Regions from separate parts of the Homo sapiens genome. Here region 1 is linked to region 2. A link is a contact called in ENCODE Hi-C or POLR2A ChIA-PET data. All regions are on one chromosome and are shown on one strand. The core of a region is the stretch at or near the end of the contact, and the rest is flanking DNA. Distances in the headings are between cores, read along the strand shown. Region 1 overlaps ZNF148 (zinc finger protein 148). Region 2 overlaps HEG1 (heart development protein with EGF like domains 1).

Region 1 (3,533 bases), core at 120-2,619, 320 kb before region 2:
AGCCCATTGCAGTAACTTTTTCCTCTTTAGCCTGATGATGTAATGGATTACATTAGTTGATTTTTGAATATGGAAGCAACTTTCATACCTGGAATAAATCCTGCTTGTTTGTGGTATATAGTTCTTTTTAGATGTGGTTGGATTTGATTTGATCATATTTTGAGGATTTTTACATTTGTGTTCATGAGAAATATTAGTCTATAGTTTTCTTGATGTCTTTGTCTGTTTTTGGTATTAGGGTAATGCTGGTCTCATAGAATAAATTAGCAAGTATTCCCTCTGCTTATATCTTCTGGAAGAGATTGTAGAGAACTGATGTAATTTCTTCCTTAAATGTTTGGTAGAATTCACCAGTGAACTGCTTTGGGTCTGGTGCTTTCTGTTTTGGAAAGTTATTGTTGATTTGATTTCTCCTATAAATATAGGTCTCTTCAGATTATCTGATTCTTCTTGTGTGAGTTTTGACAGATTGTGTCTTCCAAGGAATTGGTCTATTTTGATAAAGTTGTCAAATTTGTGGGAACAAAGTTCATAGTATTGTTTTATTATCCTTTTAATGTCCAGGGGTTTATAGTGATGTCCTCTCTTTGATTTCTGATATTAGTAATTTGTGTTTTCTCTTTTTTTCTTTTTTTCTTGTCTTAAGACAGTAATTTAAAAAAATTACTGTCTTAACAATTCCCTTTTTTTTGGTGTATCATTTACTAAGTTAAATTATATAGGGTTTTTTGGGGTCTGTAATTGATGTACATTTGATTTTAAAAAGACACTGTCTTATATCAGGACAAAGCAGATTTACATACAACTATCAGCAGAAAAAATTTCTGTGTGATCTGAACAGAGGTACTCTTTTCTTTGATCATAAGAAAATGCAGTACTTTTAGAAGGTAAAGCTATTAAGATTACAGAAGTTTTACCAAAATGCTTTAAGCAAAAACTCTTTTAAGAAAAAGGTATGAGTTCTCATTTTCTATTCTTAGCATAAATTTTAATACTTTCTAATAGAACCTAACTCTTCTGAATGCCTTTCAGCATCATCCAAAGCTTGAACTTCTATTTCTGGATTAAAAATTCATTCACAAATGAGCTGTGCAATACGATCACTTTTTCTGACTTTAAACTTTTTTTTGCCAAAATTAAACAGTACAGCACCAACATTTCCTCAGTAATCTTCATCTATCAATAAAGTGTTTTGCAGCTAATCCAAACCATGGAGCTACTCTTCTGTAACATCCAGAAGGAAGAGCTATCTGAATGTCCATTTTCCCTAGAGCTTTCTCCATAGGTGGTATTGTATCATCATAGGCACCGTTGAGGTCATAGCCTGTGGCCTGTGTGGATCCCTGAGTCAGGGTTGTGGCCTGCTCAGAGAATGGGGCAAAACGGAGCTGCATGCTGCCTTCCTCTGCAAACCAGCCTGTTTGCTGGGGGTAACGGTGGGTGTCTCTTCAGAGCAGGGCATGGCAGAGTGAAAATGCGAGCAGAGGAGAGAGCAACAATTTTTAAGTGTCCATTTTAGTAGTGCAAACTATATTGACATTGTTGTACAACAGATCTCTAGAACTTTTTCATCTTGCAAAACTGAAACTGAAACTCATGTTCGAACAACTCTGCATTTCCCCCTGCCCAGTGGTAGAGGCTTGCTTATTTTATTGATATTTTCAAAGAAACAGCTTTTGATTTTCTTGATTTTTTTCCCTCTATTTCCTATTTTCAGTTTCATTTATTTCTGCTCTAATTTTTATAATTTTTTTCTGCTTGTTTCGGATTTAATTTGCTCTTCTTTTTCTACTTTCCTAAAGTGGAAGCGTATTCATTTTAGATTTTTTGTTTCTAATATATGCATTCATACTATAAATTTTCCTCTAAGCACTGCATTAGCTACATTGCATAGATTTTGATAGTTGTATTTTTATTTTCATTTAGTTCAATATATTTTAAAATTTCTGTTAAGATTTCTTCTTTGGACTGGGTGTGGTGCCTCACGCCTATAATCTCAGCACTTTGGGAGGCTAAAGTGGCGGATTACTTGAGCTCAGGAGTTTGAGACTAGCTTGGGCAACATGACAAAACCCCATCTCTACTAAAAATACAAAAATTAGCCGGGCATGGTGGCATGCACCTGTAATCCCAGCTATGTGGGAGGCTGAGGCATAAGAATCACTTGAACTCCAGAGGCAGAGGTTGCAGTGAGCCAAGATTGTGCCACTGCACTCCAGCCTGGGTGACAGAGTGAAACTCTGTCTTTAAAAAAAAAAAAAAAAAAAAAAATTCTTTGAACCATTATTGTTTAGAAGTGTGTTGTTTAATATCCAAGTATTTTGAGATATTTTCTAGCTACCATTCTGTTATTAGTTGTAGTTTAATTCTGTTGTGGTCTTAGAGCAGACGCCATATGATTGCTATTCTCTTAAGTTTGTTAGATTGTATTTTATGGCCCAGAATGTTGTCCACCTTGGTGAAATGTTACGTGCGAGCTTGAAAAGAATGTGCATTCTGTTTTTGTTGGATGAGGTAGTCTATAGATTGCAATAGACTGGCATTTTTATTGGACTGACAGTAGCCTGCGCCTTCTCCAGTGTATCTTTCAGATAGTTTCTACAGTGATCTTTCCAAACGAGATGTATACATGTCATTCCCTTACTGAAACTTCCCCAGTGGTTCCTCATTACTAAACAGCTAAAATGTACTTTTTTGCATGGGCGGAAATAGCCGTCATAATCCCGTCCCTTATCCAACTTTTTTTTTTAACTGTAGTTCAGCCCCTTTCGCCACCATTTTATGCTTTAAGCATATCAAATTAATTTAGTTGCCTAGGTCCACTATGGGTTTTTTCTGTTACTTTTGTTCATGTCGTATATGCCTATAATATTATTTATTTGGCAATTTACTGTTACTCATGTTTCACCTTAAAAGATGTCTCTTTCTTGTGATTTTTCATTATGGTAACTATAATAACTTTGCATTTCTTTGCTTGCAAGACTGTCTTGTCATTATATTTTAAGGTATTTTTTTCTGTATCCTGCCTTTAAATTTTGTGTTCTCAATACCTGGGTTATAGTAGGCAATCAGATTTTTTTTGAGTGAAAATATACATTCTGTTTTTAATTGAGGAAAAGTTTAAAGTGAAATGTTCAGATTCTGAGTTTGTAGTTCAGAGTTTTGACAACTGCATAAACTTGTATAATCCATAATCCATCAAGATACCAAATGTTTTAGTAATCCTGGGAAGTTTTTTTGTAATTCTTCCCAGTCAATTCCTCCACAACAGTTGTTCTGATATTTTTTCTTCATAGATTGTCATTGTCCTTGATGAGAACCTCATGTAAATGGAGTTACATGTAACTCTTGTGTCTGGCTGCTTTTGCACAACATGTTTTGGGATTCATCCATGTTGGTTGAATGTATCAACAGTTCATTCTTTTTCCCTATTGATTAATGTTTAGTCATTTTAATTAATATCAAAATTTGTTTATTCATCCTCCTTTTTGTGGTTACTTGTGTTGTCTCTTGCTTTCAATTACTATGAATAA
Region 2 (3,165 bases), core at 93-2,592:
TCCAAGAATACTGCTTTAAAATAAAATTAATTCAGGTCCAAGAGCACCACGCACCCTGACTTATAAAAGGCTGCTGCAACTTGCAATCACCAGAAAAACTAACGATATAAAGGCCATCATGGATGGCCAGTTTTCCTACTCAGTCAACACCTTGCTGGTGACAGATGTCAATGGATGTTACTGGAATCTGAATAAAAATCACATACTGGGGCGAGGCGACATGCCACTTTTCTCCATCAGGACTTCCCATGAGAGGACTTGTTCATCACAGATAAAAATATATTTCAGGGCAGCACTCTTATCCTGAGCTTCAGACCCTCTGACTTTGTTAGGTTTGGATACAAAGTTCTTCTCAAGTGCGCATCATCAGCTCTCCAGGTGGGACCTGTGATGGGTTTTGAAGGGGAGGGCCAACTCTCTGTGTTGGGCCTAGGTCCTGATGTGTGACTAGGACACAGCATGTCTCAGTGCCGTGCCAGACTGCCACATTGCTACAAAGAGATGATGCTTCCTCATGCCATCTTATCTGCTTTAATGCAAAGTGTTCCTTGCACCTCTTAGAAATGGGGAGTTGAGCCGGGCGTGGTGACTCACGCCTATAATTTCAGCACTTTGGGAGGCCGAGGCGGGCAGATCACCTGAGATCGGGAGTTGGAGACCAGCCTGACCAACACAGAGAAACCCCGTCTCTACTAAAAATACAAAATTAGCTGGGTGTGATGACGCATGCCTGTAATCCCAGCTACTCGGGAAGCTGAGGCAGGAGAATCGCTTGAACCCGGGGAGTGGAGGTTGCAGTGAGCCGAAATCACACCATTGCACCACTGCAGCCTGGGCAACATCTGTCTCAAAAAAAAAAAAGAAAACAAATGAGGAGTTGAGCCCATCTTCACATGGGAAGGGGACTGGGCTAACATCCATGTGTGTTGGGGCGCTGTGCTGCTGACAGGGGATGACACAAGGTGGGCAGAGGTATGGGCATGGTGCTGTGGTGTTCCCTGTGAACAGTGTCTCAACAATGGCCCTATCACCTTTGCTTCTGGCTGGCCTGCGCCACTTCCTCTGTTTCCAAGTCAGCAATTTTGTAATTGTTTCAGTTACAGGCTAGCATTAACAATAGCTGTGAAAGATTTACCGAGTGTGCTGACACAGGCACCAGCAACCTTATGTTGACCAAGTGAGGACCCAAGAAGCAGCATAAGGAAACCTTGATTCACTTTTGGGCTTGTTGCTGAGACCCCGTGAAGCCCTTTCTCAGCAGTATTTGCACCATCAGGCCTCTGAGGAGTGGATTCCGGGCTTCTTGGGCCACAGCCCTTTAGGCTGGGTTCTGATGGGTTAGCAGTGACATCTTCTGGCCATCAGTGCTGGAGCACTGACACCTCAAATCAAGGCTCAATATAAATAGAGGATAGAGGAGTGTGTGTTTTCTAAATCACTGCAGTTCAAGCTATACATTAGCAAGTCTCTATGTTCTCTGCAGCGTGTGCGTGCACACACACACATGCACACACAACGTGCTTGGTGTCTCACAGAAAATGTCTTTGCCAGACTTTCAAAGCTACACATAAAATCAAAGTAGATATCCCTCTCATAGGTTTCTTAGCTTCCTTCCATCATGCAGGCATCATGATTAATTCTTTTTTTTTTTTCTTTTTAGAGACAAAGCCTTGCTCTGTCACTCAGGCTGGAGTGCAGTGGCGCAATCAAGTCTCACTGCAGCCTTGACCTCCTGGGCTCAAGTGATCCTCCCACCTCAGCCTCCCAAGTAGCTGGGACTACAGGTCCTTGCCACTATGTCCAGCTAATTTTTGTATTCTTTGTAGAGATGGGCTTTTGCCATGTTGCCGAGTCTGGTCTCAAACACCTAGGCTCAAGCAATCCACCCACTTCGGCCTCCCAAAGTGCTAGGATTACAGGCATGAGCCACCACACCTGGCAATGAATTCTCACAACCTGTTTGCATGTCTCTTTCTTTAATCCGACTGCCATTCCCTTGAGTGCTAGAACCATGTCCTGAGCAGTGCAGGGTTCAGCAAATGTCTGTTGAATGAACGAGTGGATGATAAGGCAGCAAATAAGATGGGAAAAGATTGACATGGCTAGATATAATTTCCTGCAAGGGAACAAAAGAGTTTTTAAGATGCCACTGTCAGCTGGGCACAGTGGCTCACGCCTATAATCCCAGCACTTTGGGAGGCTGAGGCGGGAGGATCATGAGGTCAGGAGTTCGAGGCCAGCCTGGCCAATATGGTGAAACCCTGTCTGTACTAAAAATACAAAAATTAGCTGGGCGTGGTGGTGCATGCCTGTAGTCCCAGCTACTCAGGAGGCTGAGGCAGAAGAATCGCTTGAACCCAGGAGGCGGAGGTTGCAGTGAGCTGAGATCCCGCCACTGCACTCCAGCCTGGGTGACAGAGCAAGACTCCGTCTCCAAAAAAAAAAAAAAAGATGCCACCATCTACTTATTTCTATTTTTAAGTCCAGAAGACTTGAATTCACTTGTGTCTTATGGCAATAGGGGAAGCCCAGTTTGGGAATATATACTAGCTGTTGCCAAATTCATTTCATCTTCAGTGCTCTGTGGTCAGAATACCTCTGGGGCAGGGGTCCCCAACCCTACCAGTTTGTGGTCTGTTAGGAACCGGGCTGCACAGCAGGAGGTGCAGTTAGGAACTGGGCTGCACAGCTGAGTTCCGCCTCCTGTCACATCAGCGGCAGCATTAGATTCTCATAGGAGTGTGGACCCTGTTGTGAACTGCACATGTGAGGGATCTAGGTTACGTGGTCCTTAGGAGAATCTAATGCCTGATGATCTGAGGTGGAACAGCTTCATTCCGAGACCATCTTCCCAAGACCACCCCCTTGCTGGTCCATGGAAAAAATGTCTTCCATGAAACCAGTCACTGGTGCCAAAAACGTGGGGACTGCTGCTCTAGGGTGAGTGAGATGAGAAGCTGGGTCCTAAGGAGCACAGGAGCACCTCACTGACAAGGTTTCCCCAGAACAGCGCCACGGCACAGTAGCACTCAACCACTGATGCGTAACGGAATGAGCCCATTTGAAATAGAGAAATATCATGACATCAGGGAGCCAGGTCACTTCTGATACAAAATGAAAACAGCCCAACCCATCAGCTCGCGGGCAGGACAACAGATGGACCTT

What was found. Hi-C counts contacts between places; a loop is a spot of excess contacts on that map. ChIA-PET counts read pairs that join two places held with the same protein, here RNA polymerase II (POLR2A). Pooled maps may share reads with other maps.
Region 1: a loop to region 2 is called in a pooled map, with 5 times the contacts of the local background. The contact joins two enhancer-like sites. A Hi-C loop is called at or near these places in 5 of 50 pooled maps. POLR2A ChIA-PET finds 5 or more read pairs at or near these places in 3 of 52 experiments (OCI-LY7, PC-9 and activated naive CD4-positive, alpha-beta T cell).

Annotation. Positions count from the first base shown.
Region 1 is chr3:125,308,812-125,312,344 of GRCh38, reverse strand. All of the region lies in intron 4 of ZNF148 (zinc finger protein 148), which reads left to right. It also overlaps the pseudogene DUTP1. Among named protein-coding and RNA genes, the nearest start is that of ZNF148, 65 kb to the left of the region's middle. Within about 2 kb of position 1,369, at least 7 of the 41 ENCODE cell types and tissues checked have a DNase peak (open chromatin) inside an H3K27ac peak, as active enhancers do.
Region 2 is chr3:124,993,793-124,996,957 of GRCh38, reverse strand. All of the region lies in intron 12 of HEG1 (heart development protein with EGF like domains 1), which reads left to right. Among named protein-coding and RNA genes, the nearest start is that of HEG1, 61 kb to the left of the region's middle. RefSeq lists a silencer at 1,259-1,553. Within about 2 kb of position 1,342, at least 12 of the 41 ENCODE cell types and tissues checked have a DNase peak (open chromatin) inside an H3K27ac peak, as active enhancers do.